Linked DNA regions of Homo sapiens: region 2 is linked to region 1. Evidence: read pairs that join two places in POLR2A ChIA-PET (ENCODE). Cell type or tissue: OCI-LY7. All regions are shown on one strand. Each heading gives the region's core, and the rest is flanking DNA. Links, peaks and the distances in the headings are about the cores only.

Region 1 (15,808 bases), core at 5,275-7,774:
TCTCTCCTGAATAGAGAAATAGGTTAATTTGCTCCGGATTCTTTGACAAATTTGGGTTTTAAAGGTGTAAAATCTCAGAAGTTCTGACTCCAGATAGCTCTTTAAAAGTTACCAATTCCATTCTCTGGGTGATAAGATTATTCGTGGGGGATTAACCGTCCAGCTGGTCACGGCCATGCCCGTGGGGAACTGTGGGGGGAAATGGGCCAGAGGCTTAGTGATTTTATTAGAAGCAGAAATCAAGAGCCTCTTTCCACTCTCCCCTCTCTTGTATTATAAGACACTTAACCATTTAAATGCTGGCAATAACTAAGTGCTGGTTAAAGCTTCGCTTTTCTTGGATACCACTTTTTATAAAGGAGTCTATGTTTCTGCTTTTGTTCTGTGGTTGGAGAAGAGGAGTGGCTGTAATTTATGGTGCAAGCCTAGCTTTGGGGCCATTAGATCTGAATTTATGCCTAAACATTTTTAGAAACTTCCAGAAGTCACTATGAGACCCCATTGGGCTGTAGAATATTATCAGTGGGCTGTTATAGTCTCCATACCAAAAATTAAAATATAATTTGTGAAATACAGAGGAAATTTTGGCATTTGGGGATTCAGCACAGATCTCCCAAGAGGGATGAATGTAAGGCTATTTATTTCAAAATCTAAGGATGACGTTCTTTCACTACCAGAGTTGGTCTTTGAATCTACAAAGGTCATGATGTCCCAGTATTTTGAATCTGCAAATATTATGATGAATAGGTATCTCAGGATAATTTTAAAACTTAGTATTTATCATGCTCAAAGCCTTTTGTAACTATCATTATTATTATAGTCATCATCATCAACATCTTCATCATCATTATTTTAAATAGATAGGTTTAAATAAATAATTATTAAGCTATAGTAGGAGACTATAAAAATATAAAGAGAACTCTAAAGGTACTCTAGGGCTGAGGGAGCTTACCCAAGGAGAGGCAGACATGGAAGGTGCATCCCTCTTCAAAAGTTGGGTTCAGACTTTTTTGGAGCCAGTGTGGTTGCAGCTGTTGGATGGTGGAAGAGCTCTCTGGATTGCCCAGGGAAGAGGTGGTCCACAGTCACAGGACAAAGCAAGAAACACCTTTTGGGGCACTGAACACCTGTTATCTTGCTGAAACAAAGATGGCAGCCTGAAATGGTTGTTAGCATCAAGTTCTTTTGAAAATGCTTATTTTCCTAAACTTTGCAAAAATCCAGCTATAGTAGGCTTTTTCCTGGCACAGGCTGTGATCCCAGTGCCAATGCCTAAGGAACTTATGTGCTGTCTATTTTGGGTCTGTGTAAAGCCAAGCTGTACAAACCCTGTCATCAGCAAGCCACTTAAGAGAGACCCCACTTTGTGCCATTTTATACTGGCTCACCCATAATGTACATTTCCTGCCCATGCTCCTTTTGGTGTGACAGAACTCCATAATCTATCATTATAATTTTCTCTTTGTGTCTTCTTCTTCCTTATGTTCTTTAGTCAGTCTTTTTAAAGCTCTCCCAAATTTCTATTGTTTTTGCAAATATTAGGCCAAATTTGACAAGAAATCCTGCATAAATTACAGTTAAGCTTCTTTAAACTGAATTTTCAGATGATACAAGACTCTCGACGATGAAACTGATACGAAAGGAGAAACACTGGATTAATTAAGAGTATTTGCACATGAGGGAAACCTCATCTATCTGGCTTGATTTGTCCACCCTGGGTCCAATCTGCTATGGTCAGAGGGGCAGTGGCATGTTTGTTACAGACAAAGCAGTTGGGAGTCCACATTGATGGGCAAAGGAGGTGATCAGCAAGGGCTAGGAAGACATCCCCAAAAGTATCTTCAACAAACACGAAGGGAGAACCATCCACCATTTAGAGTTCACGATCGTCAGGGCACAGGGCACTAGCTTCCTAAAATAAGACCTACAGTCTTTTTAATTTTTAGCAAGCTGGACCTTTCAACAATATACTTCCATGGAGAGAAATTTTTTAAAAACTTCAGGGGTGAACAACTGCCAAAAAGGAATGTCTCATACCCAACTGTCATTGATTTTTATGTGAAAGTCAGTAGTTATTTCGGTGTAATGCCCAGGATGCACATGAGAAGCTCAGATTTCATAAAGGCCAAAGGGGCAGGGTCTAGTCAAGGGCAAATGAAAGCCTGGAACCAGTGGGAAGAAGGACCAACGAAAGCAAAGCATAAGGAGTAGAACATGTCAGGAACAACCAAAGAGAAATATTCTTTGGATTTTAAAGGTTGTACCGAAGCTGACAATGAAGAGTAGAACATACTAAGATAAACTAAAAGAAATGTTATTTGGTGTTTAATGATTATATCAAGAGCAAAAAGACAAAAAAAGGAAGAGGATACCACCTCTTGGATCTGGGTGATGCCAACAGATGCCAGAGAAAACTTCAGTTTTGCTTAATCTCTTTGGGCTTCCATTTTCTCTTTCAAGGAAAAAGAAGAGCCCATACAGGTTAGTACTAAACTGGATGACCTAGTCAAGCCTCCTTAGTTTGAAAGAAGCTACCAGCTAAGAAATGACATAGTAGGGGATGGCTGTAGGGATGCCTCAAGAATCTCAGACAGCCAGGGTAATCAGAAAGATGTTAACAAAATAATTGTCCTCTCCAGGTCTCAGGGAAAAAATGCCTAGCTCGGTGGTTTTGGCATGTTGGACTCAACTCTTCCTTTTCATAATAAATATTTTGTAACATCCGTTTGCTCCCTTAAAATAAACTTCATAGATAATATAACCTACTTAAACATTTAATTTCAAAGCAAAGTGAATATATTACCCAAACTGAAATATAAAGGAGGCTTACAGAGAAAGTAATTTATCTAAAACAGAAAGTAAGCTGTAGTTTAATTAATAAATGTTCAAAGACAAGGATGCTCACTCTCACTACTCCTATTCAACATAGTACTAGAAGTCCTAGCCAGAGCAATCAGGCAAAAGAAAAAAATAAAATACATCCAAAGAGAAAGAAGAAAAGTCAAACTATCTCTGTTTGCAGACAATATAATTTTACACCTAGAAAACCCCAGTCTTTGCTAAAAAGCTCCTAGATCTGATAAATGACCTCAGCAAAGTTTCAGGATACAAAATCAATGTACAAAAATGAGCCACATTTCTATACATCACCAACATCCAAGCTGAGAGTCAAATCAGGACCATAATCCCATTCATAAAATACCTAGGAATTCAGCTAACCAGGGAGGTGAAAGATCCCTACAGTGAGAATTACAAAACACAGCTAAAGGAGATCAGAGATGACACAAACAAATGGAAAAACATTCCATGGTCATGGATAGAAAGAATCAATATCATGAAAATGGCCATACTGCCCAAAGCAATTTACAGATTCAATGCTATCCTTTTCAAACTACCAATGACATTTTTCACAAAATTAGAAAAAAATTCTAAAATTCATTTGAAACAAAAAAATAAGCCTGAATAGCCAAAGCAAGCCTAAGCAAAAAGAACAGAGGCATCATACTACCTTACTTCAAACTATATTACAGGGTATAGTAACTAAAACAGTATGTCCTGGTGCAGAAAACAGACACATAGGCCAATGGAACAGTAGTAAAGCTACATTCCTACAAGTATCTAATCCTTGATAAAGCCAATAATAACGAGCAATGGGGAAAGGAATGCCTATTCAATAAGTGGTACTGGAATAATTGGCCAGCCATATGCAGAGAATATTGAAACTGGACCCTGCATTTCACCATATGCAAAATTTAACTCAAGATGGATTAAGGACTTAAGTGTGAAACCTAAAACTGTAAAAACCCTGGAAGACAACCTAGGAATTACCATTTGAGACACAGGCCTTGGTGAAGACTTCATGATGAAGACTCCAAAAGCAATTGCAACAAAAACAAAAATTGACCATAGGACCTAATCAAACTAAAGAGCTTCTGCACAGCAAAAAACAAAAAAACAAAACAACAAACAACAAAACAAAACAAACAAAAAACCACCCTATCAACAGAGTAAACAGACAACCTACAGAATGGGAGAAAATATTTGCAAACTATGCATCTGACGAAGGTCGAATATCCAGAATCTATAAGGAACTTAAGCAAATTAACAAGCAAAACCCAAACAATCTCGTTAAAAAATGGGCAAAGGACATGAACAGACACTTCTCAAAAGAAGACATACATGTGGCCAACAAGCATATGAAAAAAATTTTCAATATCACTAATCATTAGAGAAATGCAAATCAAAATGCAAATCAAAACCACAATGAGATACCACCTCACACCAGTCAAATGGCTATTACTAAAAAGTGAAAAACAAAAAACAAAAAAACAGATTCTGGTAACGTTGCAGAGAAATGGGAAATAGTTCAGCCACTGTGGAAAGCAGTTTGGAGGTTTCTCAGAGAACTTAAAATAGAACTACGATTCAACCCAACAACCCTATTACTGGGTATACAGCCAAAGGAATATAAGTCATTCTACCATAAAGACACATGCACGTGAATGTTCATCGCAGCACTATTCAGAATAGCAAAGACATAGAATCAACCTGGATTCCCATCAACAGTGGACTGGATAAAGAGAACATGGTACATATACACCATGCAATACTACATAGCCATAAAAATGAGATTATGTCTTTTGCAATAACATGGATGGAGTTGGAGCCATTATCCTAAGTAAATTAATGCAGGAACAGAAAACCAAATACCACATGTTCTCACTTATAAGTGAGTGCTAAACATCGTGTACGCATGGACACAAAAAAAGGGAACAATAGATACTGGGGCCTACTTGAGGGTGGACAGTGGGAAAGTGTGAGGAATGTAAACCTACAGGTTGGGTACTACGCTGATAACCTAGGTGACAAAATTATCTATAAACCAAACCCCCACAACACACAATTTGCCCATGTAACAAACCTGCACATTTACCCCTTGAACCTAAAAGTTGGAAAGAAAAATAAATAAATGTTCAGACAGAAGAAGAAACAATGAAGTAGCCACAGATTTATTTGCACCTATATGTAGAATCTTTGTGAGTATGACAACCTCAAATACAGATTGATAAAGTCAGATTGTACTGGCAACCTGATTTTTCAAAGTGGTGGGTCTTTCAGTTATCTCTTGCTGTGTCACAAACTAGACCTCAGTGGCCTCAAACCATCATTTTATGATGCTTTTGGATCCTATGGGTCAGGAATTCAGAAGGAGCACAGTGAGAATGGTTCTTCTCTTCCCCGTGATGTCTGGGGCCTCTTTGGGGATGGGTCGAGTGCCAGGACCTGGAAGAGTTAAAGCTGAAGGAATCACTTCCAGGATGTCTCTGCTTCACTCACTCACCTGGCTCCTTGGCTGGAGGGTTGCAGACAGGACTCACTGTAGGTGGCCCTCCAGCCTGGTGATCTCAGGGTGCCTAAATTTCTTACAAGACAGGCAGAGTTCTAAGGACAAGTATCCCAGCAGAAGCTGCAAGATCTTTCATGACTTAGCCTCCAAAGTCACCAGTATCACTCTGACATACCCTCAGTCAAAGCAGTCACATGGGGCAGGAGGCAGAGAGGATGTGAGTATACAGAGCCCACCTCTTGATGAGAGGAGTGTCAGAGAATTTGTAGTCATGTTTGAAACCACCACAGTGACTGGCTCTCAGCAAATTTCCAACAAAACAGCGGTCTTTCTATGAATTACACAGTAGCTACCTTCCTGGAAAATTCAGTACGTATTAAAACCTTGTAAACAGTATGTTATGTATGTATGTAGTATGGAAGCTTAGACTATATACACACCGTTCAGCAGCATCTTTGAAAGTTGTGTGAGACTCAGGGTGCTGCTTTGTTGTATACTTACACTCCAGAACACTGCAGGATGCTTAGCAACTTTGGTCCATGCCCACTAAATGCCAGTGCTGCCCATCCTGGTTATTTATCTCTCATCTGTAGACTGACTTCTTCTGATTACTTGGTGCATTGCTTATAGATCAAAATGGCACCCTTAGTCCTCACTCTACACACTTTTCAGCTCACCTCTTCCACTCAGCTGAGTTCTGACAATGATAGTGATGATGATGATGTTGTTGATATTGGTAATGATGACTATAATGATGATGGCAATGACAGCAGCAGTGACCATTACCACTTTGCCAGGGGCTCTATTATGTTATGCACCATCTTACTTCAGGCTGACAACAACCTTACAGCAAATATTATTGTCCTTGCTTTTCAGATGAGGAAGCTGAGGCTTAGAAAGCTTAAATAATCTATATAGGATGATAAAATTAGAAACTGGGGAACCAAGAAGTTTGATTTTTCTCCTAGACCTCTGGATAGCTTTGAATGACAATGTGACCTCACCTAATTGTCTTTGGCTGAGGGGATAGAAGCAGTGTTCTGTAGATCACTGGGAGCCATTTGCTCAGAGAAGGGCCATGGGCAGGTGGGCACAATGATTAGCATCTCTGGCACAATGGAGAGGAGGAAATTGACATTCAAAATAGATGTGAAAATGGTAAAAGGGCATGAACCTACTCTTCCAGACTTCCCAGACTCTGGGAGAAGATGGCTGAATCTTCTGAATCTCATCTTCTTTGGGAAGGGTGGAGAATAAAGGCAAAGACAGTTCTAATGTTGAACAAAAGGAAGAAGGTGGAGCCTAGAAACATGAGCTGAATGTAAAATTCTAGATCATGTATTAAAAAGGACATCAGTCCGGGCCTACTCATTCTTGGCCAGCCAAGGAGGTATCTGCATTGTCATCTCCATGCCATTAGGTGGCCCAGGTATCCCAGCCTTGACCTCCCTCTTGGCTTGTCTTCTCTGGTCTGCATTCCCAGAACCATACTCAGTATGTTATCCACATGGCTCACACAGCCACACAGTGGCATGCTAACAGGAGAGCTTTGAAGATCTGTGATTCAACTGAAGCAAGTCCAAAGCCTTGGAAGTGTTTTATGCTTCTGTGTATCTACTAATGAGGTGCCTTCATTTAGCAAGAAAATAGATATTATAGGCTCTATTTTTATGATCTTTAAAAATGGGGAAAATAAAATTGCACCACGAACGGCAAAAAAGACAAGGAAGAAAAATAGCTTGTGGTTCTTTAATTCAATTGCAGCCAACTGGGTTTCTCTCTCCTTAGCTCTCTTAAAAAACAAAACAAATTTGTAATATAAATGCTGTTTTGGCACATAATATATTCGGCTTTAACATTGCCTATCTGTATTACAAAAGTGTGTTTATAAAAGCCTTCGAGTGCTTCGTGAAAATATAACATTTTTAGAATAAAAAGTGTTATTGAGGTGTTATTCTCTAAATTTTAAAAAAGTCTGAATATGAATATTTTATGTCTGTGTAACATATTTTATATAAAGGTATGATCATATTGGTGAGGAGAAATGCAAAAGATGAACAGATGTAAAGAAAATTCATATTCCTGTTTCCTTTCGGACCATTAATTCTATGGCAAACAACGTCTCTAATGTTTTATCTTTTCCTTGAATAGTATTTTCACAGCAAATACGAAAATCTTATTCATATAAGGGCCCTCTAAGGGTGTCCTTCACCTAACATCAGTCATCATTTGGACCCTTTCAGGGCCCAAGCCCTGGAGAGGAATCCGCACTTGAGGGACACCAGCCTTCATTTCTTAGATTTCTTGCCATGAGAAACCTGCTGTCATTATTCAAGAAATATCTACAGGAAGATGTTCTGAAAAATTGAGTCTCTCTCGCAGGAGCGTTAGATTCTCCTGGATGCAGAAGGAGCCCTGTGGCTCATTTGGTCCAGCAACCTGCCTCCAGCAGAGCCATATGCAAACCACCCTCTGCAGCGAATATGTTCCCTACATTATTTCAGGCTCTATTCTTCCTCCAGACCCACGTTCTCCGAGAGAACCTTCCACAGTGATGGAAATAGTCTACAGCTGTGCTGTCCCATATAGCAGCCACTAACGTCATGTGGGTATTGAACACTAGAAATGTGGCTTGCGTGACCAAGGAGCTGACTTTTTAATTTTAATTAATTTAAATATAAACAGCCTCATGTGACTAGTGGCTACCTTATTGCCTGAGCAGTTCTAGAGCCTCCAGGGATTTTGTGCAAAACAAAACACAACAAGACAAAGGTGAACATAATCAGAGTTTGGTCTGAGTTACATAAAATTTCCAAGGTGACTTGGGAAGTTGTTTCTTACAAAAAACTAATAACACTTGAAATAAACCCTTGCCATGTATTGGGCACTGTCTAACAGCCAGGCAAAGTGTACAATAAGTGCTTGAACAGTATTATTTTACTATTTTGCTGAACTCATAAGATCCTTATGAGGTAAGCATTATCTCCCCCACTCCTTTTTTATTTGGAGATGAAAAAATCTGTGATTTAGAAACATTAAGGGTCACAGCTTGTTCTTGGCAGAGGGAGGCTTTGAACTCGGGTCGGAGTCCAATCCCTGTGTGTAGTGCTTTATATTTTTCCTCTATAGCTTGTTGGAATTTACACTACCTTCTAACTAGAGATTTGGTTAATAATGGGATAGAACAAGTTTCTTAGTGCAAAGTTCTATTTCCACATGTGACTCCCCTGTAAGATTATAACCTGCCATGGAAGGTGACTCTATGACACTGAACTTGTGTCTGAATTGTCTATTCTCCCCCTTGGTGGCCATATTTTTTCAGTAAGAAGGTTATAAACAATGATTTATGACCTCTTGAGGTGCTAGAAAACATTGCATTTGCATTTATATGTAGTCACGAGACAGTTCAGTTTAGTGTTAAGATCATAAATGATGGTCTCAAAGAAGCCTAAGGTCTCCCGTGGGCACCATGCATCTTCAGACAGGTTACTTCATCCTGGAAACCTCTGCTTTGTCATCCTTAAAATGGGGTAATAATAGGTCCCCCTTCATGAGTTCCTTGCTGTGAATCAATGAATGAGTGTATTTGAAGTATTAGCATGGTGCCTACTATACAGTAAGTGCTCAATAAAAACTAGAGGCTATTGGTTCTATTATCACTCTATAGCCACTTCAGCTCATACCCATAAGGTTTATTATTAGTTTCTTATTTGGTTCTTATTAGTAGGGAAAAGAGATGTTGATCCTAGGAAATACATGGATCAAAGCCAATGAGATGACTGTCATCAAATGACTTTCTCTCTCTCCTGAGATATAAATGCAATCAAATGAGCCCCTGAATTGCTGGTTTGTACATAACAGAAAACAAACAAACAAACAAGAATGTGCTATCTTCCCCTCCCCTTGTAATTGATAAAGTGTAGCCAGAAGGGGGAGGCTCTATCTCATTTTTTTTTTTAGCATGGCCCAGGTTCTTAGCTATTCAATACTCACTTTGGGATTACAACGGCCCATGCCGCCAGCATAGGTAATATATAAAGGGATGTCAAATGGTGTGTTAGAAAGAGCCAATGACAGAATCAAAAATCCTGTATCTGAGTCCTAGCTTTGTGGTGACTTACTCTGTGGCCTCATACAAATCACTGAAGCCCTCAGCCGATGCATCTATGAGATGAAGAATTTAAACTTGAGGAATTCCTCAACACTACCTAGCAATAACTGGTTATCAGTATCCAGTGTACCAATTAGGACTCAGAAACTCACTTTATCAGTTGCCATTTATTACACCTGAATGAGTTAGGGTAATGCTAGCTACTATAATAGATAATTCTCCAAATCTCACCTGCTTAGTACAGCAAACATTTATTTCTCATTCATAGAAATTCTAAACAGGTGCTCCTGATCAGCAAATAACTTTCCTCCATGCAGTGACTCAGGGATCCAGGCTCCTTTCCCCTGGAGATACTACAGTCTTCAGTACTGGTCCCAAGGTTGTCAGCTTAAGGGAAGGGTCTGGGGGATGGCTTGGGAGGGGTTTATATGGGCCAGATCTGGGAGTGGCACACATCACTTCCATTCTCATTCCATGGGTGGAACTCAGGCTCACAAACACACCCAACTGCAAAGGGGCTGGGAAATGTAGTCTGGCTGGGTGTTCAGAAGGAAGAGGAAATGGGTGTAGTGAACATCTAGTCCCTTTGCCCCACCTCTCAGCAGTATTAGATGATTGCTGCTATCACACCAGGTGACTCTTATTATAGTCAAAAGCAAAGAAACAAAGTTTTAGGTAGTTTTGTGGCTGTGTGTGTGTGCGCATGTATGTGCCTATTGCAGAGGTGGGGGCAGCGCAGGCAGTGGGGGATATAACACTTCTGTTAAAATTTTTGAAATATTGAAAAAAGTTAGTAAATTATCCTCTCATTCCTTAGGTTTTAGACTCTTGCCAAAGCATGTAGAAGTTCCAGCCCCTATTGCCTAGTACCTGGTACCTAGGACAGGAAGACCCTACTCCATTTTCTAATTGATTCTTGGGGATCTGGAGAGGAAGTCTTGAGCTCTCCCTAGGGGCCGACAAGGTCCCCTTTGTCTATATTCTCACTTTGCCTTCTCTTAAGATTGCTTCTTCATAGCTCCTTATCCCAGCTGATACAGGGCTGAGATACAATGGTTTCTTCTCCACTGCATAAAACTAAAGCATTTCTCTCTGGCTTAGTAGAATGTTGCGTGATGTTCCAGTACTCTTGTGTATGTCTGCTAGATTGTCTTCATTGTCACTTTTCCCCTCTTATAATTAGTTTTATTAATCTTCCTTCACAGTACATCTAATTTTCATAAAACAACGGGCATTTTAAAATAAAGAAAAAATGAATATACAAACTTCTCAAGATATCTCAAGATGTCAATTGCAAAGAAAAACATCAGCTAACCAGATATCACATGAAAATGTGGCCACATTTTTTAGGGTAAAGAACTTTTAGAAAGGTAATTTAAAAGGATAAAAGAATGAAACTCCTATCATATTTAAAATGTTTTATTTTTCCATAATTTTAACAACATTGTAAGCATCATCAAATAGTGAAATGAGATCCAGGTTTGGGGTCACTCTTGAGTTCTGCAAGGCTATGCCTCTGCCTCTCAGTATCCTTATGTGTAAAATAGCAGTAGAGGCACTTAGTTGCTAAATTCTTTTATTTTTTTTTTTGAGACAAGGTCCCACTCTGTCACTCAGGCTGGAGTGCAGTGGCACGATCACACCTCACTGCAGCCTCGGTTTCCTGCGTTCAACTGATCCTTCTGCCTCAGCCTCCCAAGTAGCTGGGGCTACAGGCATGTGCCACCACACCCAGCTAATTTTTTCATTTTTATTTTTGTAGAGACAGTCTCACTATGTTCCCCAGGCTGTTCTTAAACTCCCAGGTTCAAGCAATCCTATTGCTGTGGCCTCCCAAAGCGCTGGGATTGCAGGTGTGAGCCACTGCACTCAGCTTAGTTGCTAAATTCTATATTGATTGCTTGGAAGATTGAATAAGGTAAATTATAAAGCATATAGCAAAAATGGCAAGCACCTGGTAAGTGCCTAATACAGGTTAGCTCCCTCAGGTAAGAATTATCCCCCGGAATATGAAAGCCAAAATCAGCTGACTCTCTGCTTTCAAAGGTTCTGCAATCTCCATAGAGCACCCAGGAAGCAGGAACCTCAGTCCTGTCAAACAGCTTTCTTAATAATGCAAATGCAGGGACACTGATGCAATGTACATACTTTTTAAAGTACTGGTCAGAAAACCTCCACAGTGTGTCTTTTGTATGCAGAGCCCTTCCCTACTGCCTCTGCCAAAAGAGGACATAAATTAAAGACATAGTACCTGACCTTAAGGATCTTGAAAATCAAAACCACAATGAGATACCATCTCACGCCAGTTAGAATGGTGATTATTAAAAAGTCAGGAAACAACAGATGCTGGAGGGGATGTAGAGAAATAGGAACGCTTTTACACTGTTAGTAGGAGTGTAAATTAGTTCAACCATTGTGCAAGACAGTGTGGTGATTCCTCAAGGATCTAGAACCAGAAATACCATTTGACCCAGCAATCCCATTATTGGGTATATACAGAGAGGATTATGAATCATTCTACTATAAAGACACATGCACACGTATGTTTATTGCAGCACTGTTCACAATAGCAAAGACCTGGAACCAACCCAAATGCCCATCAATGATAGACTGGATAAAGAAAATGTGGAACATATATACCATGGAATACTATACTATGCAGCCATAAAAAAGGATGAGTTCATGTTCTTTGCAGGGACATGGATGAAACTGGAAACCATCATTCTCAGCAAACTAACACAAGAACAGAAAACCAAACACTGCATGTTCTCACTCATAAGTGGGAGTTGAACAATGAGAACACATGGACACAGGGAGGGGAACATCACACACCGGGGCCTGTTAGGGGATGGGGGGCTAGGGGTGGGATAGCATTAGGAGAAATACCTAATGTAGATGACAGGTTGATGGGTGCAGCAAACCACCATGGCATGTGTATACCTATGTAACAAACCTGCACGTTCTGCACATGTACCCCAGAACTTAAAGTATAATAATAATAATAATAAAAGCACACATAGGTGAAGAGTGAGAACATTCCAAACTAATTTTCCAATTGAACATGAAGATCTGTGCAAGGTGTGGGGGTGGTGGAGGTGATGGTTGAAGTGGGTGGAGCATGGGTAGCAGAGTCAATGACAAGTTGGGATAAACCTTCCTGGACTAAATTTGTGCCAAATCTGGAAGGTGATGAATCTGAGTTAGCTAAAGCAAAGGAGAGCTTTTTGAAAAATTGCCTATGCAACCTTTTGGCAAAGCAGGTTGGCATATGTAGTAAGAACCTTTCAGATATGTATACTCAGGTTCTAGAATTCCACTGCTGCAATTCTATCTGGTTGAAGGAATCTTCAAAATGGAAAAAGCTTCACTGCTGGTGGAATTACAAAATGATGCAGCCACTTTGGAAAATAGTTTGGTAGCTCCTGAAAATGTTAAATAGCTAGTTACTGTATGACCCAGCAATTCCACCCACACATACATATCCCCAAAGAATTGCGGTGTATATCCGTGTGAAAACTTATGCACAGATGCTCACAGCAGCATTATTCATAATAGCCAAAAAGTGGAAACAAAAATGACATCAGCTGATGAATGGACATACAAAATGTAGTATAACGACACAATGAAATATTATTCATCCATAAACAAAATGTGGTATAACCACACAATGAAATATTATTCATCCATAAACAAAATGTGATATAACCACACAATGAAATATTATTCATCCATAAAAAAGGATGAACTACTATAACATGGATGAAGCTTGACAACATTACACAAAGTAAAAGAAGCAAGTCATATAAAGCCACGTATTATATGATTTCATTTATGCGAATGGTCTAGGATAGATAAATTCATAGTCAGAAAGCAGATTAGTGGTTGTCAGCGGAGGGGGGATGTAGGGAGTGACCACTATTAGGTAAGGGGTTTCTTTTGGGGATAGCAAAAAAGAAGCTTCTAAAATGGGATAGTGCTGATGGCCGCACAACTCTGAATACACTAAAAACGTCTGATTTGTCACTTTAAAAGGGTGAATTTTGTGGTACGTGAATTATATCTCAATAAAGCAGTTGTAAAAAATAGAAAAATGTTTTATGCATAAAGATGACATAGTGACATTCTTTCTAAGACTGAAGAATTGGAAACAATCTAGATGTCAGTCACAGTAAAGTCTGAAAATACTATGGCCACTGGATGGACTCTTAGGCATCCATTTAAATAATTGTTGATGCGAATGACAAGAGTCCCTTCTGGCTTTATTGCTGGAAACAGCACCCTTCTTAGCAATCCAGTCTCTTTTTGAGCAACTCTCCACGGTCTTGTACAGGCACAGGAGCAGCTTTTTGGGTTGTGTTTGTTTTGTCTCATGCAGGTTTCTCACCCCTACCCCACGTTGCCCTGACTGCTTTTCAATGAGCAAAGCTCTGTCATCATTACTCCTCCATTCTTAGGAGAGAAGACGCCTTATCTAATATCATCCTAAAAAACAACACAGCTCCTTCCCCTTAATTTCCAGAATACAAGAAAGATAAAAATCCTACTTTTAATGATATTTTCTTCAGATGTAGGGACAATGGGAAGAAAGTCCTATACAGATGATAATTTTCCTCTCCCACCCTGGGCCAGTCCACCCTAAGTGGCTTTAGGCTCCAGCTCCTGCCTGACTTCCCTTTTGCCTTCATCTGGTTTTATCTGGCAGAGGGAGGTGTGAAGGTTCTTTCAGGGTTGGGATTAAAGGCTCAGCTGACTCACAGATCCTGAGATGGAAGGGAGGGTTTCGCCCCTCTTCCTAGTCCAACATCTGCTGCCCAGGTCTTCCTCTTGTGCAGTAGGATTGACTTCTTCTGAAGATAACTCAGGGTAGGAAAATCCATTCTCTTCCTTTCATGGGACCACAGAGGCCTGGCCGGGGCTTCCCTCAGGCTGCTCCTCAAATGCAGGCTACTTCATGCACTGACCAGGAACAGACCAGAGCAAAGCTCTGTTCTGCTTCATCCAGCCCCTTTCAGGTACTTTCCCTCAAGGATGACTTGAAGCTAATTTCATCCATGATCATATTGCATAAAACGTATCGGCCAGGCACAGTGGCGCATGCCTGTAATCCCAGCACTCTGGGAGGCAAGGGTGGGTAGATTGCTTGAGCCCAGGAGTTTGAGACCAGCCTGGGCAACATGGAAAAACCTGGTCTCTATTAAAAAACAACAACAACAAAAGAGCCGGGTGTGGTGGTATGCACCTGTAGTCCCAGCTACATAGGTGGCTGAGGTGGCCAGATTGATTGAGCCCAGAAAGTCAAGGCTTCCATGAGCCATGATCACACCACTGCACTCCAGCCTGGGTGACGGAGCAAGACCCTGTCCCCCAAAATAAAGTATTAATAAAGAGAAGTGTTATTGAAATAACATTAAAGAAACAAAATCAACAATCACATATAAACAATGAAAATAAACTAACCTACAGGGGCATATGCCTGCATTCTATATACCAAAAGATGATCAGAAAATGCCTTTTTCTGTTTTGCAACATTGTCCTCACTAGTTAGGTACTAAGTGTGACCCTTTTAAGGTTCATCTTTAAGGGAGGAGGAGTGGCGAGTGTGAACACCTTTCAGCATCTCACTCTCTGATCTTCAGGGGTTGCTCTTATTCTTAACGTGAAAACTGTACTCAGTAGATAAGAAACAGACAAGGAGAATATTCCCGAATCTCAGGAGTGCTCTGGACTGAAGGGCCAGCGTATTTCCCCATTAACATGATTGTTAATAGCTGAGGAGTGAGCAAGGCCCAGCTGGCCCCTGAGTACCAATTGCTTAGGAAACAAATTGCAAAGAGATCAGACCTTGGCTTTCAATCATTGCCTCGTCACATGAAATCATTTCATGCATTCACTGGTCTCTGGACTGTTTCATTTCCAAACTCATTTGGAGAGTTTTAGTGTGCAGATACTCTTCTCTGAGTATCTTTCACTTAGGCACACCCTCTCCCTGGCAATGAGAGAGAATACTCTGTTATAATGCAGCATAAATCACCTGTGAACGTGCTAGAGAAAATCATTACAGAATAGGTTGGTGTAATCAATATAATGAAATAATTCAAGCAGATTATTGACGCAGCAAACATTTATTAAGGACCTACTGAGTGCAAGGCCATAGGGATATAAAGATGAATGTTACATCCTGGGATTCCCAGTAGCTCATAGTGGGTTGAACCAGAGCCCTGGCAGGTCACGGACTGTATCATGACAGTAAGAACAGAAACGACAAGGTCCAAGAAGCCCACATGGGAATTCAGCTGTGCCACATGCAGGCTGTGTGTCTCTGGCTATGGGAATCCATTCTACCCTAGAGA
Region 2 (15,808 bases), core at 8,131-10,630, 310 kb after region 1:
TGAACCCAGGAATTTGAGACTTGGGCAACATGGCGAAACCTTGTCTCTACAAAAAATTAGCCAGGCATAGTGCTGTGCACCTGTAGCCCCAGCTACTCAAGAGGCTGAAGTGGGAGGATCACCTGAGCCTGGGAGGTCTAGGCTGCACCGAGCTGTGATCGCACCACTGCACTCAAGCCTGGGTGACAGAGTGAGACCCTGTCTCAATCAATGAGTCAATGAATCAATCAGTAACCCAGCCTCAGGTATTTCTTTATAGCAACACAAAAATGGACTGACACGCATCTCAATTGCAGAGTGTAAACATCCCATCCACTACAGAGCCCAAGACTCAGCTGTGCAAATTGTCACTTATGGAAACTTCTATGAGCAGATCCAAGCAAATCTATCTTGAGCTGAACTTTTCCCAGTCCGCCAAAGATCAAAACAGTCATAGAATGCCCTCTCCCATATACTGGAGATCCCATGAGATTACCCAAGTAAGCCAACAGGAAGCCGAAAATGTGTGTTCTCACTTCTATGCAGATTGATCACTGTATTCGCAAACCCCACCATCATTACTCTCACTAGACAATGGCACAAGAACTCGGCAGAACCCATCAGGATCACGTTGTGGGGACCAGCATTTTAACTGGGTCTTGGCTTTGGGAAGGCTCTCAGGGAGAGGGTGTAGAATGTGGGGAAGGACTAGAGGGGCTTGGGGATTGTGGGGTTGGGATACAGTGGAAAGATGTGGTTGACAGCCTGGGTTTGGGTCCCAAATTGCTAAATGCAAAACCTTGGTTAATTTACTTTATCTTCCCAAGCTTCTCAATTTTTCTTATCTGTACAATATTTCATCATCATTATTGCTGTTCAAACCACCAGACATGTTCGACTGAACAGCAAGGGAAGCTTTGAAATGGAAACTAATATTAGCAACAAAGATTTCTATGGGAGTCTTACTATTTGCAAAATGTTTCCACGTATATTTTTTTCCTTAAAGCATTTTAGGCAGTGATTTTTCAAACTCTGCTCACTGAATCCCCAAAGTCCCTGGAGCCTCCCCGCGGGAGAGAGGACCAAGGTAGGGAAGGTGCTGGGATGTGCTGGACTCCCATCTCTCATTTTGATTTTAATCTGAATGATGGTATGAGTTTCACTGGTTTCACGTGCTCTTTTTTCATAGAATGGATTCCCGGCTTAAGACAAAAGAAGTTGGAAACTCACTGATTCCAAGAAAGTGGTGCAAGAAGGAAGGTGGTGACTGTTGTGGGCATGACAGCCTCCCCTCTTGCTCAGAATGGTTCACCCATCCTGCTCTTTCTTTCCCAGCTGCTTCTTGACTCCCTGGGTCACAGCTCAGCTACTAGAAACAATGTCCCATCCACCCCCTCCAAAGCCCAGAGTCCAGGGTCCTCACCCTAGTTCACCAAAACCCCAGACCCGCCCTCACTCGTGATGCTTAAGTCCTGTCATGACTCAGACAGGCATTGGAGAGATGATAAAATTCACAGTCCGAGGACATTCCGGAGACTTGCTGCCTTACTTCCAAAGGGCAATGATTGTCATTATGCTAACTGCTTTCCTGGTCAAAAAACATGTGTTTTTATTATTATTATTATTATTATTATTATTATACTTTAAGTTTTAGGGTACATGTGCACAATGTGCAGGTTTGTTACATATGTATACATGTGCCATGTTGGTGTGCTGCACCCATTAACTGGTCATTTAGCATTAGGTATATCTCCTAATGCTATCCCTCCCCCCTCCCCCCACCCCACAACAGTCCCTAGAGTGTAATGTTCCCCTTCCTGTGTCCATGTGTTCTCATTGTTCAATTCCTACCTATGAGTGAGAACATGCAGTGTTTGGTTTTTTTGTCCTTGTGATAGTTTGCTGAGAATGCTGGTTTCCAGTTTCATCCATGTCCCTACAAAGGACATGAACTCATCATTTTTTATGGCTGCATAGTATTCCATGGTGTATATGTGCCACATTTTCTTAATCCAGTGTCCTGTTGTTGGACATTTGGGTTGGTTCCAAGTCTTTGCTATTGTGAATAGTGCTGCAATAAACATACGTGTGCATGTGTCTTTATAGCAACATGATTTATAATCCTTTGGGTATATACCCAGTAATGGGATGGCTGGGTCAGATGGTATTTCTAGTTCTAGATCCCTGAGGAATCGCCACACTGACTTCCACAGAAAAACATGTGTTTTTAGAAAGCTTAATTCCTCTCCTTTCTCCAAAATGAGAATCAAGTTATAACTGTGGCCCAGCACCTTGAGAGCTTTCCCTGTTTTTATACTTCGTAGAATCCTTAATAATACAAAAATTGCCCAGAGCATTTCACACTGAGTTATGAAGTCATTAACATTTCTGGGATAAACACAGTACCCCAGGACAAGTTATTAGACATAGAGTAGTGGGGGGAAAATGAGATACATTGAAAAGGCTCCATGTCTAGCAACTAGAGACAGAAAAATTCACCTGTTTCTAGTTAAAGGCAGCAGAAACTTCTCTCCAAATCCCACATGCAGGCAGGGTAGTCTTTTCTCAGCCAACCAACTTGGCATATTGGATATTGGTAGATTTTGAAGAATCAGCACCTTCCTGTCCCAAGGCCAGCAATCTTTCCAAACTCACGGCTCTGCATCTGCCTCAAGGTTCCCAGTATTTATGATTGTGTCGGCAACAGGATGGCTGTTCCCCCACATCACAGTCTAGCAGACCCATAATAAATTTTATCTGGCTGCACTGTTTGCTTTTAACTTAGCAGAGGGATCCATCCCGTTTGCTCCTTGCTTGCCCCCCACCCACCCCACATCTCCTGTGTCCACCTGTCCTTCACAATTTTGCTCAGGTGTCACGTGCTTCATGGAGATTTCCAGTCTACAATCCACAATTTCTCTCCTTTTGATAAATGACTCTGGTATATTTTACCGACATTTTTGTTGGGAGACTTAAGCAAACAGTACCTTGATTATTCTCTAATTCTTTGACCTGTCTGCTCACATACAAGAGTCAGGGTTATAGAAGGAATCTGAGGGATTATTATCCAAACTTGCAAAGAAACATCCTTGCCTCTCTGACTGCATCCCCAGCTAATAAAGATAGGCACTCATAAAGTTTATAAATGATCTCAAAAGTTCTATTTCTTTATGAGTTTTCCTTAGCCTAAACCGTCCTGGGGTTGAGTCCTGCTCAGTACCCAATGAAACCCTTTCTGAAAAGATGAGACCAAGGACGGAGGTGCATCCAGGCAAGAATAACCCCACTCTCCCATCCTGAATCTGCAGCAGACACTAAGGATTCACACAATGCCCTTTCCTTCTGAGGCTAGACTCAGCTTTGGAAAACTTCTCATTAAACTTCTCCAACAGGCCATTTCCAATTGCTGTTGACACATGAATAGAAACATATATTCCATGTCCAGGGCAGTCTGTGGGAAGCAATTCAACTCCAAATGCATGTGATTCTTGAAACATCCATTAAAGCTGTAGCACTGGCTGGGTGCAATGACTCACGCCTGTAATCCCAGCACTTTGGGAGGCCGAGGCAGGCAGATCGCCTGAGGTCAGGAGTTCAAGACCAGCCTGGCCAACATGGCGAAACCCCATCTCTACTAAAAATGCAAAAATTAGCCAGGCGTGGTGGCGGGTACCTGTCATTCCAGCTACTGGGGAGGCTGAGGCAGGAGAATCACTTGAACCCAGGAGGCGGAGGTTGCAGTGAGCCGAGATCGCACCACTGCACTCCAGCCTGGGAGCCAGAGCGAGACTCCATCTCAAAAAAATAAAAAATAAAATAAAAACTGTAGCACTGTTCAAGGCTCAAATTTTCACCTCTTAGGATATCCTCCCTCTGCCCCAGACACCAGGCTGTCTTTCCCAGGGTGAGTAGCCAGTGATAAGGGTTTTAGGCCACGGAATCTTTAGCAAGTCCCTGTGCAACTCAAAATCTCTGGTTCTATCAGCGTTTTGAAACTCATCTATGGAGAAGGCTGTGTTCTACCTTCTCCTCTGAGCCTGGCAGAGCCAGAGCTGACCTCACTCTCCTAAGCTCCACTGACCTCCACCTCCATTTCATACCAGCCATATCTTGAGACTCTCATCTTCATGCAACCCTACTCGTCAAACTAGATCTTGAGTTTGGGGCCTACCTCTTCTGATTCCAGCCCCTTTCTCCCTTCTTCAAGGAACAAACTCTTTGTCTTCCCTCTCTGGGACTTCCCATTGCTTGACTGGCCACCTAGTCCATTGTCTCCTCCTCAGAGTCCATGAATGTCCTGGGCTGCCTGAAGTCTAGAACTGACCTCTTCAGTATTTCTCTCACCAGCATTACAGGTTCTATTAGCCCTTTGGCCATTTGCTGTGACAATCCCCAACCCTGAGCCACCCCTATGCCCCTTCTCCTCCCTGTGACAAGACCTTATAAATAGGCTTGCATCTTACACTCATTGCCTGCAGCAAGAAACTGCAATATCAAATTCACCAAGTTATCATAATGCAAAGAAATACACTGGACTTGGCTGGGTGTGGTGGGCTCACGCCTGTAATCCCAGCACTTTGGGAGGCCAAGGCGGGTGGATCACAAGGTCAGGAGATTGAGACCATCCTGGCCAACATGGTGAAACCCCGTCTTTACTGAAAATACAAAACTTAGCTGGGCGTGGTGGCGCATGCCTGTAATCCCAGCTCCTCGGGAGGCTGAGGCAGGAGAATCGCTTGAACCAGGGAATAGGGGGTTGCAGTAAGCCAAGATCACACCACTGCACTCCAGCCTGGCCACAGAGTGAGACTCTGTCTCAAAAAAAAAAAATAAAAATAAAAAATAAATTTAAAAAAGAAACACACAGGACTGCAGCTTGCATGCCACGGAAAACTGACGGCTGCTCTTCCCTGTTCCACATGTCTGAAATGCTTCAGCCTGGACTTTAACCCTCCCTAATTTGTCTATCACAATGTCAACAGTGATCATCTGTGGCCATACAGAACTCAAACATCAACTGAAAATAAGGAGAGCTGGTTTTCCCATTGTGGGACCAAATCAGGAACCCAGATCACCAGGGCAACTTGTTGAAAATAGAATAGCCTATAAATATGTGTTCAATGGAATGACCAAAAGCTCTCTGGGGCAGCCAAAGCAATCTCTTAATTAACTTGAACTAGGACTCCCTAATTACTGGAGCAGGCTAGAGAAGGCATCAGCTGTACAGGGCCTCTCCAGTTGGCTTGGGTAACATGCAGGCTAGAGCATGGTCAACCCAATCCGGGCATGAGTCACAAATAATTTGTTATTAGTAATGACCAAGGGTTCAACACTGAGTAACGACTTCTGGTCTTCCTGGTTTAAATCATTTGGAATGGATTTGAGGTAATCCATACCAAATGTCCTCTGACTCTCATTTCCCTACGTTTTTATGAGTGGGGAAAGAAGGGGTCTGCCCGTGCAAGACAGCTGCTCATGTGAATGTCCCTCACCACATGTGTCTGGGGAGAGTGGATGAGGTCCTGGAGGCTCTGGTACTATTTTGATTTTTCAGATCTGTGATCCACTCTTTGAGAAGAGACTAATAGTTGTCAGATGTGTATGCCTTCCAGCAAGGTTCCACTGGAGTCACAGGTGGTGGCTGTTGACATTGGGATAGGCAGGTTGAGGAGTGTTAAAGCTCAGGGCTGAGACAGCTCAGAAATGAAAAACAGGGAAGAACATCAATTGGCCCTCCACAAAAAGTTGAAGTCGGCTGCGTGTGGTGGCTCACGCCTGTAATCCCAACACTTTGGGAGGCTGAGGTGGGTGGACAACCTGAGGTCAGGAGTTCAAGACCAGCCTGGTCAACATGGCGAAACCCTGTCTCTACTAAAAATACAAAAATTACCCAGACATGGTGGTGCATGCCTGTAGTCCCAGCTACTTCGGAGGCTGAGGCAGGAGAATCACTTGAACCCGGGAGGCGGATGTTGCAGTGAGCCGAGATCACGCCATTGCACTCCAGCCTGGGTGACACAAGCGAAACTCCGTCTCAAAAAAAAAAAAGTTGAAGTCGGCCACTCTGGTTTCTTTCTCCCTCTTTGGTTCTCTCTTCCTTCCAGTCTCTGGCATCTCCTGGTACAATAGATGTTCACTAGACTGTGAGCTCTGAGACAGTAGAGATGGCACCTGACTTGTTCTGTGTCATAGTCCAGCACTAGCGTGGTGTCTTGCATCCAGAAGGTACTCAGTAAATATTTGTTGAGTGAACATTTTTCTTATGCTGATGGATAAATATCCACAAACCTCCAGTTTACACTCCAAATAACCGTCCACAGAGCCTGAATTTTGAGACAGTTCCTAAATCAAGATGTTTCCAATTCTCTCCAAACATCAGGGAGCCATACTCCTTCAGGACCCTGCTGAACCCATGCAGGCTACCACTATCCAGCAAAACGTTGAGCAATGATGGAAACGTTCTACATCTGCCCTGTCCAATACTGTAGCCACTACCTTCATGCCACTCTTGAGCATGTGAAACATGGCAATGTGACTGGGGAAATGAATGCTGAATTTTATTTCATTTTAATTTTTACAACTTTAAATTTAAATGCATTGCCATCACGGCTAGTGGGTATGATCTTGGACAGCACAGACTTAGTCTGATGGGCACTAACCAGCTGTTTCCTAACCCATCAGGGAATCTGGCTTCCAATTTGATCCCTGCCACTCATTCTCAGTAGCCTGAGTGTGGTCATTTGAATTTCCAAGCCTCAGTTCCTACAGTTCCTGAAATGAGGATGATTATATTGCCTGTTCCCCCTACCTCGCCAGGTTGGTGGGAAGATCCTATAAGATGCTGAAAATGCTTTGGAAAGTTGGAAGAGCTGTTTGGATCTCAGTTATCAGTTTCCCCATCCTTCCCAGTTCTTGTATTCACATTTTCACCCTTGTCTCATGATAGCACAAGGCTTAACTTCAAGGAGCAATAGAGGGAAGATGAGTATCTAGCCCCCTGGTAACCTGATGGAGGCCATGCCCTCATGTTCAAGCCTTTTTTGGTTGAAAGTAATGAAAACTCATGCAAACAAGCACAAATAATAAATAATAAATGGGGGTTATTATGCAGAAAGAGACATCTGGGAAATCCAAGGGCAGGCATCTTTGGGTGGGGACAAAGGTAGATTTGAAGTCCATTTGGATCACATTGAACCCTCTGCTATGCGACTTATTCATTGATGACCGGCCAAGGACCTGAGGCATCTGAACTTAGATCTTGATTTACACCCACTGCATCAAAGATATGTATCTGAGAACAATATATGGAGCAAGAAATGACAATTTTCCATCTAGACACAACTGTCTGATTACTATATTAGACAAATTACTTTTCTGTGTGCCTTGCTTCAGTTTGTTTTTCTGAAAATGGGTATGACAAAACATATCATGAAATTGTATGTTTTTCTGAAAATGGGTATGATAAAACATCTCACTAGAGGGAGTGTGTGATAGAAGAAGAATATATTAGAATGTCATCTATTTTTGTGCTATAACAACATACCCAAGACTGGGTAATTTATAAAGAATAGAAATGTATTTTCTTACAGTTGTGGAGGCTGGAAAGTCCAAGATCAAGACGCTGGCAGGTTTGGTGGCCTAGCCAGAGCTGCATTCTCCGAGGGGAGAAATGCTGTCCTCACATGGTGGAAGGTGAGAAGGACAGCCTCTTTCATAAAAGCCTTAATCCCAACCATAAGGGAGGAGCCCTATTGGCCTAACCACCTCTTAAAGACCCCTCCTCTTAATGCTGTCATCTTGGCAACACGTAAATTATGGAGAAGACACATTGAAAACATAGCAGAGGCCCTGATGCGCCAAGCAGCTGAAATGATTTTATAAGGCTACAGGAAAGAAAAGTTCTCATTTTTTTCAAAGATATTCATCAGTAAACTGATCACTTTTGAAATTAGTCCTCCTTCTTACTTAACACCAGAATGATAGCCCAGATATTTACCATCCAGTATAACACAGCATCCACCACCATTCACAGGGACTCTTTCTACATGGAATGGGGTCCTGGGTGCCCCTTGCTGGCCAGGAATTTACCCTTTAGTTGCTCCATTAGGGGAGGCGAGTGGATGGGGAGGAGGTCCTCGGCACAGTTATTCACTAAAACTTAGAGCGTTATTTTACTATTTTAACAAGGGAAGGACTATACCAGTGCATATGGATTGAAAAGCAACCTGGCTTAAAGCATTAAGTCCCATTCCTCTATTTCCCCCAAAATGAAACTACAACATTTTACTGTCACCCTCTTGCTAAGGGGAATTGCAAATATTGCAACTGATATATGATTTCATAAAGTCAATGAAAGTGATGTAGAAGAATTACATAAGTCCCATTCCCGGCAATACACTGACAAAGGATATGGTAGAATTTGACCAGTCGTTATTGACAAAGATGTTGATAAGAAATATGCTTCAAATGAGAATGACTGCAAAATGTAATGTTGTATCCTCGACTGGATCCTGGAGCAATATAAGGACATTTTTGGAAGAACTGATGAAATCTAAATAAAGTCAGTAGACTTGAGTTAGTAGTAATGTACCAATGTGAATTTCTTAGTTTTGACAAATGTACCATGGTTCTGTGAGATACTAACATTGGGGGAGACTGGGTGAAGGGGTCTATGGAATTCTGCGTCCTCTCTCTGCAACTTTTCTGTAACTCTAAAATTGTTCTAAAGAGAATGATTGAATATCAAAGAATTAAGAGACGACTTTAGAGTGGTTCATAAGACCCCTAGATATTTTTGTAAAACTTGGCTTCCTTCATGATATTGCAGTGTGTATCCAATGTGAAATGAAGAATGAGTATGTTCTAGTTTGATGAAAAAAAAAACGCCAGACGTTTTTAGGCCCTGACTTGATTCATTTTCTGTTATCTCCAAGAATTAGTGCCTATTTGCCATCAGAACCTAAATTTTGTTAAATGTAAGATAACAAATTAACTTTCATAATTTTTAGCTTCATTTTTCAAGGGAAAGTCACCATCCCAATTAAGTGAATGCACTTAAAGTCATCTTTTCCTGATCTCAATGACATGTGAATAACTGGCTATGTAGACTCCCGCCATCCCCATCCCATTGTGTATAAACTCGCTCACCATCCCCAGCTTTCTAAGTAGAATTCTCTGTATTACTAGGGGAGAGAGGGATGTGAAAAGTCCAAAGGAGACGAAATTGCTTTACATAATAAAGGAACTGACAGCCCCTGGAAGTGCTGCTAAGTGAAATATGATGTCACTTCACTTTATCATCCCCAAGAGACTTTCAGGGAAATCAACGTTTCGCATCAGTGCTTTGGAGGAGGAGTTGGTTTTGCTTTGAGTTTTTATGAGACCATACGGTGACACTGGCCTTCAAGCCAAATGCCAGAGTGGTCACTTAAATGTTGAATACCCCTGCAGTTGGTAATTCCTGAGCCCCTTCCTCTCTTAGGTGAGCCTGCAAGGAAAATGGGGCAGACATTATCACCCTGTTTTGTGAAGGTGAAACTGAGGCCCCGCGGGGTTAAGCAGGCTGCCTCCCTTGTTTATGGACTGTAAACACAAATGCCTTCGTAGCCAGGGAGAGAGCTCTCAGGCTGAGTGATGCAACCATGGTGAACAAGAAAAGATATGCCCCATCCAAAGGGTGTTGTCACACAGAAAGTGTGTCCAGTGCAGCCCACTCTTCTGATTTTTCAAAAGAGGCCAGGACTCTGGATTTTTAGATCATACTGCCCCATGACTCTTTGTTCTGTTTTGTTTTTAACATAAAAAAGAGTTACCAAGTAAGCCAAGTCTGTGGTCTATATACTTCCATGGGATGCCACTTTGCAATTTCTGGATGGGGAAAATATTAAAACTTAGGTTAAGCATGCAGAGGTTCCTGACACGTTGGAAAATAAATTTGCTTTGTCCTAATATGAGTGATCTCTACCTTGTCCTCTACATGTTAGTAAATTCTGGGTCACCATGTATTTATATATCCATAAATGCATGCATATCTCCATAGAGAGAGATTCTAGCTCCCAGCTGGGTTTTTCAGTCCTGTCCCTTCTTCATTCTTTAAAGCTGCATAAATAATTAGATGAACAAGGACAGGAGCTCTAGGTAGAGATCAAATGCAAATTCTTTACAAGAACTTGCACAGTTTCTAAGGAGTGGGCAACAGACCCCGGCACAAATATTTACCCCCCTACTCAAGTGTATAAGCTAATTATCTTTTTCAAAGAAAGTATTCAAGTGTAGCTCTCCCAAGATCCTGCTACTTCCAAGAGTTCTTGAGTTTTCTGTCAACCGATCTCACGGAAATGTTAACCATTTATCCTACGCTTCAACTTCCCCCAAGGACGAAGGAAATAGCTGCAAATTAGCCAGTTTTTTGAGCTAGCAATGGCAAAGGCAAAATAGATACCCAATGTAATTTATGGGACAGACCAATGAAAAGGAAACATTTCTATGACGGTGATTTGTGGATATACAATAAGTTCTTTCCTGGGGCATGTGAATATGTGTTCTTCCCATTTTTATTAAGAAAAACACTGAGGTCAAGGCAAGTTCAGTCCCAAACAGTGAAGGTGAATCTTGAGCTTGCATTTTCCAGAGAGGCAGTGTGGAAAGGCACCCGGGGCCAGGACATTAACCCAGAATTCACTGATAAGCCAGGTAGCCTTGAGTAAATTGCTCAACCCTTCGTGCTTCCTCTAAAACTGGCCAAGCGTTAGGAGAATAAATGAGATTTGCTCTGGGGAGGGCTTTCGGCATTTCAGAAGATCTGGTGCCCATCTGGGGCAAAGCTTCGTTGCTATCTGAGGCTAAAGTCTCACTACTCTTACAAGTGTTTCTGTCTGTTCCAGCCCCTGAGTTATGGGTTCTAATCTCTCTTCATCCTCAAGTTTCAACTCCACAAGAAAAAGACATTTGTTTTCCTTTCCTTGGGCTGAATGGTTAGATAACTCCTCGGTCTCATCTTTAAAGGCGGCCTTCTATGTCACATTGAGGTGTTTCATCTGATGATCGGGAGCAGCCAGTGGAAACGTCCACTTACTCGCCTTGACAGCCCACAAATCGGACTTCAGGGCAGAGGCCTGTTGAGGCGATTGTCAGCCTCTCTGATACAGCATAGAACATTTCCTCCAAAAAGCAGAGTTTGACAAATGGGCCTGGCTTACGTGACCTTATGCTAGAAACCAGTGACTCCACAGTCTGTGTCTCAGGGGTATCCTCTCAACCCACAGGCTCATTTGCTCACGTAAGACCTGTGAATTCATTGGTGCTCACAAATACGAAGTCCACCAAAAAGAACTAGGGTATAACAAGGACAAAAAACCAAACACCGCATGTTCTCACTCATAGGTGGGAATTGAACAATGAGAACACATGGACACAGGAAGGGGAACATCACACACCGGGGACTGTTGTGGGGTGGGGGGAGGGGGGAGGGATAGCATTAGGAGATATACCTAATGCTAAATGACCAGTTAATGGGTGCAGCACACCAACATGGCACATGTATACATATGTAACAAACCTGCACGTTGAGCACATGTACCCTAAAACTTAAAGTGTAATAATAAAAAAAAAGAACTAGGGTATAACAACTACAAATATTTATACATATACTTCAGATTTTAAGGACCCAGAAAATCAAACATAGATGAAGCTATTTTTCTGTTTGTTTTAAATTTCAAATTGTCATTTAGATACAGGAAGTACATGGGCAGATTTGTTACATGGGAATATTGTGTGATGCTGAGGTTTGGAGTGCAGATCCCGTCACCCTGGTAGTGAGCATAGTATCGGATAGGTAGCTTTCACCCTCCCTACTCTCTACTAGTCCACAGTATCTATTGTTCCCATAGTATGTCCATGTGTGCTCAGTGTGAAGCTATTTGTCTTTACCTCCTGCTCAACTTCAGTGTCGACTCACCCCGGGCAAGCGGGGGAACAGCAAAGTGACATGTTGCTTAAGGTCATAGTCATCACACTGCACGACTCTAATGGGAGCTGCTCACATTGTCTGGAGTGGTGCTTTGCTCAGCCTGCCCAGCCAGAAGTGGCAGCCCTGCTCTTGGGTATGGAAAAGATGGAAGGAATGGGAAAGGAAAATAGCATTGGGTTGGGGGGGTGGGGTACCTACTTGCAGGGTGTTTTCACATGTTATTGGCTGGCCAATAGCAGGATGAGAAACACAGGCTCCTAACTAGCTGGGTCACCGTGGACATATCTTTATTTTTCTAAGCCTGAGTTACTCACCTTTAATTGGGCTATATGACCTGTGTCATAATGTACTTTAAAAATGCTTTATCACAAACAATGTGACTCAACATATAATCTACATCCTAGGGGCAGTGGCACGAACATAAGTGTTCAAGATACGTGGTTGGCTGGAGATATTGAAGGGAACTACCACCCTTGCATTAATAAGTTGCATGAAGTTGGCCTGCCCTCTAACACAGTCCCTTGCAGAACAATGCCCCAAGCTTCACTGGTCTTCTAGCTCTGCTCTGGGAGATGCTTGCCTCCAAATCTGTGAACTGTGAAGTTGGCTGGTCCTGGAGTGTGCCAATCATGCCAGGGACACATTGGAGAGCTAGAAGACAGAGTGCAGCAATGCCTGTCCATCCCATGCATTGAGTGACTCATCGGTACCTTTAGAAATTTATATCAGCTCATTAAAAGGTGACCTTCTTCAGATGGAGGGGTCCCTTTAAAGTTTAATAGCACCCCTTTTCTGTTTTGCTACAGAAGTTGCTTCATACTTGCTGCAGTGATTCAGCAGGAAGCAAATCACAAGATTATGAGTCTTGTGCAATAGTTATTTCCATCCTAATGTGAGAACCATCCATTTTTGCAGCGTCGGGTCATTGGAGACCACCGTATTATGAGTATTTCACACATTAGAAATTGGCAAACAGCAAGTTACATACATTAGCGCTGCTCCTGTAAGCAAATAAATCAAATAAGGAATAAGATTATTAGATGACCAATTAAATGAAAGGACTACCCAGGCATTGTTAGTAAGACAATTAATTGTAGGTTTCTACTCATCTTCATACACTTTGTTGCCTATTAAGACAATGAATGGATTCTCTAAGATTGTGTCTAAACACATGTTTAATAAGATAGCAAAGAATCATTATTTTTATGACTTCGTGAAATGCATATTTTTTCCAACCAATTTTGAATCAGGCTTTTCAAAGTTTAGGGGAAGGGAGTGCAAAACCTTTCACAAAGCACCAATTGAAATCAGAAATTTAAAGAAAAATCTCATTATAAAAAGAATCACTTGGGTAAATTAATACCCAAATCTTCCTTTAATTTGGAAAATGCCTTGAATAGAGATTTCTGAGTTGGGGGATTTTTTTTTCTAGATTTTCTCAAGGGATCTCAAATTCTAAGAACTGACATGCAGACAAACCACAAATTACCACTTTGAGATTTGGGGTTTTTTTTTTTCTTTTTCTTTCTTTCTTTCTTTTTTTTTTTTTTTTTTTGGTCTTTTAAAGAATCTTCTCAAAAATGTGAAAAAGTGGGCTCCTTTAATCCCAAATGACTAAGAATATGGGAGGGGAGGATCAGAATGTATAAAGACCATAAAGATATGCAAAGGAGAAACATAGACTTCTTATGAAATTCAAAAGTGCTAATGTCTCCCTTCGTGCCTGGGAACTTAAAAGAGACTCTTTTAGGATCAGTTAAAGGAGGCCCTATTTTAAACAACTTTTCTTTGTGCCAGAGGTGGTATGGGCTAAAAACGCAACTAGCTTCAGAAAGGGTTTAGATAAATCCCTGGGAATGTATTTATGCCACATTATTAAGGGAAACTAAGGATGCTCAGAAGACATCCCTTGGCTTCTTTATTTAAAAAAAAAAAAAAAAAGATTGGGTCTCACTATGTTACCCAGGCTGTTCTCAAACTCCTGGGCTTGAGTGATCCTCCTGCCTCTGCCTCCCAAAGTGCTGGGATTATAGGTGTAAGCCACCTCGCCTGGCCCCCTTGGCTTCTGATGCCCAGCCCAGCCTTCTTGGACCCCCAGGCCATTCAAAGTGCCCAGCCCTGTGCTCTGTGAGTCTCCCTCCCACCACACAGAGCACATTCTTCTACTCATCCATCTCCCACACTCGGGTGTATGCAGGAGTGGTGTCACCTAAACCTGGCAAAGGGCCATACAATAAACTTGGAACCAAACTAAACATTGATATCAGACATTTTCCCCCACAAAATGCTCTAAGATCTTCCTTATAATCTTATTTCTCTTCAAAGCTGCTCCCTAGAAAGAAGCTCAAGATGTTCCTCCTGGGGCAGAGCAGCTCCCCAACCATTCTTTTGTCTGGATCATGTCAATTTCCACGGTGTTACTGACTTTATTAACTTGATGCCTTTGTCACAGAGGTAGCCAGGAGGTGGTCAAAGGTTGGTTTTAAAGAATGTCCTTTCTTCTCCTCCATGTGCAACACCCACCACTTTTCCAAACAGTCTATAGAGTGCTGTGGTTTTAATTGCAAGCTCTGGAGACAGATTGTCTGAGTTGGAATCCTAGCTCCACCACATGCCCGCTCCATGACCTTGGGACAGTTATTTAATGTCTCTGTACCCACAATACTTCATCAGTAAAAGGAGGATAATTATAGTGTCCTTTCTACAAGATTGTCATAAGGTCCTCCAAATGAGATGACCCATATGGAGTGTTTAGTGTATTACCTGGCCTCTGGTAAGAGCTTAATAAGCATGTATCTGTCCGTATAGGCTAGGATATGCTGCAGTAACAAAAGAGCCGAGATCTCAGTGGCTTAAAAAAACAAAGTTGTATTGTTCATCCATGCTACATGCTCGTCCAGGTAGACAGGGGTCTCTGTTCATCAAAGTCACTCAGGAAACTCAGATAAAGGAGCATCCACCTATAAGTCAAGTCAGAGGCAGGGAAAGAGAAAGTGGTGAGTCACACTGGCTTTTAAATATCCCACCAGAAGTTATACATGTTACTTTAGCTCATATTTCATTGACCAAAGCAAGTTGCCAGATAGCCCCACTTAGCCCCACTGAGACAGGGAAGTATGATCCTACCATGTCCCTACCATGATCCTCCCATGTCCCAAGTTAGGAGAACCAGAAATATTTGGTGAATAAGATTACTGACCACCACCAGAGCTACTTGATATCATGATGGTGGATCTTACATGATGTACCTTCAGGGTTTCACAAGCATAAATGTAAAATGCCAACGATGTGAAAAAGGGTAGGTTCCTGTGATTGAAATCAGTTCTCTACCCTACCCCAGCATAGACTGCAGCAAAGCATATTTTCTCTGCCTACCACAATTATTCTTTCCAACTACGATATTCTCTTATAATACACACTGTCAATAGCCAATCATTTCTGAGCAAGCTTAATGCAACATTTCAGTCGGGTTGTATGACAGATGGAGAGAAAAGCTTCCAGAGAGAAAATGGAAACAAATTTCTCTCTTTTTCTTCCAAAGCTTAAGAAACAACCATATAGTACTTAAGAAAAATAACCCCCAAGTCCTCAGTCCTGTCAACTAGTTTAATGTGAGGGCCTTTTTTTTTCCATCCTTTATGGGGGTGAGAGGTGCCAGAAGAAGAGAAGAGCCTTTCCCCAGTTCTAAATTGTTTCCTAAATGTTTCTCGGTGATTTACGTAGTAAATAACTAAAACACACAAGGAAGCTGGCAACTTCTCATTTGATCTTTCCTGCAGAGAAAACGAAAAGGAAAGACTGCTTGGAAGACTTCAGAGGCCACTAAACTGCTTTCTATTGATTTTATACTAAGACACTTTA

What was found. ChIA-PET counts read pairs that join two places held together with the same protein. Peaks named below come from ENCODE experiments on the same cell type or tissue, not always from the same donor. Only the 100,000 strongest peaks of a DNase experiment are listed, where the experiment ranks them.
Region 2: POLR2A ChIA-PET joins it to region 1 with 8 read pairs; 2 of 35 experiments call an interaction of 5 or more read pairs at or near these places.

What each region holds. Positions count from the first base shown.
Region 1 is chr1:14,222,102-14,237,909 of GRCh38, forward strand. It overlaps LOC107985467 (a long non-coding RNA gene), which reads left to right. Exons shown (of 3, transcript XR_001737611.2): 3 at 1-15,808. It also overlaps a transcript of KAZN not described here. Among named protein-coding and RNA genes, the nearest start is that of KAZN-AS1, 190 kb to the right of the region's middle. In OCI-LY7, for the core only: CTCF peaks have their summits at 6,772 and 6,974; a DNase peak (open chromatin) is centred at 6,770.
Region 2 is chr1:14,530,868-14,546,675 of GRCh38, forward strand. It overlaps a transcript of KAZN not described here. Among named protein-coding and RNA genes, the nearest start is that of KAZN, 60 kb to the right of the region's middle. In OCI-LY7, for the core only: no CTCF peak of the experiment used is centred there; a DNase peak (open chromatin) is centred at 9,284.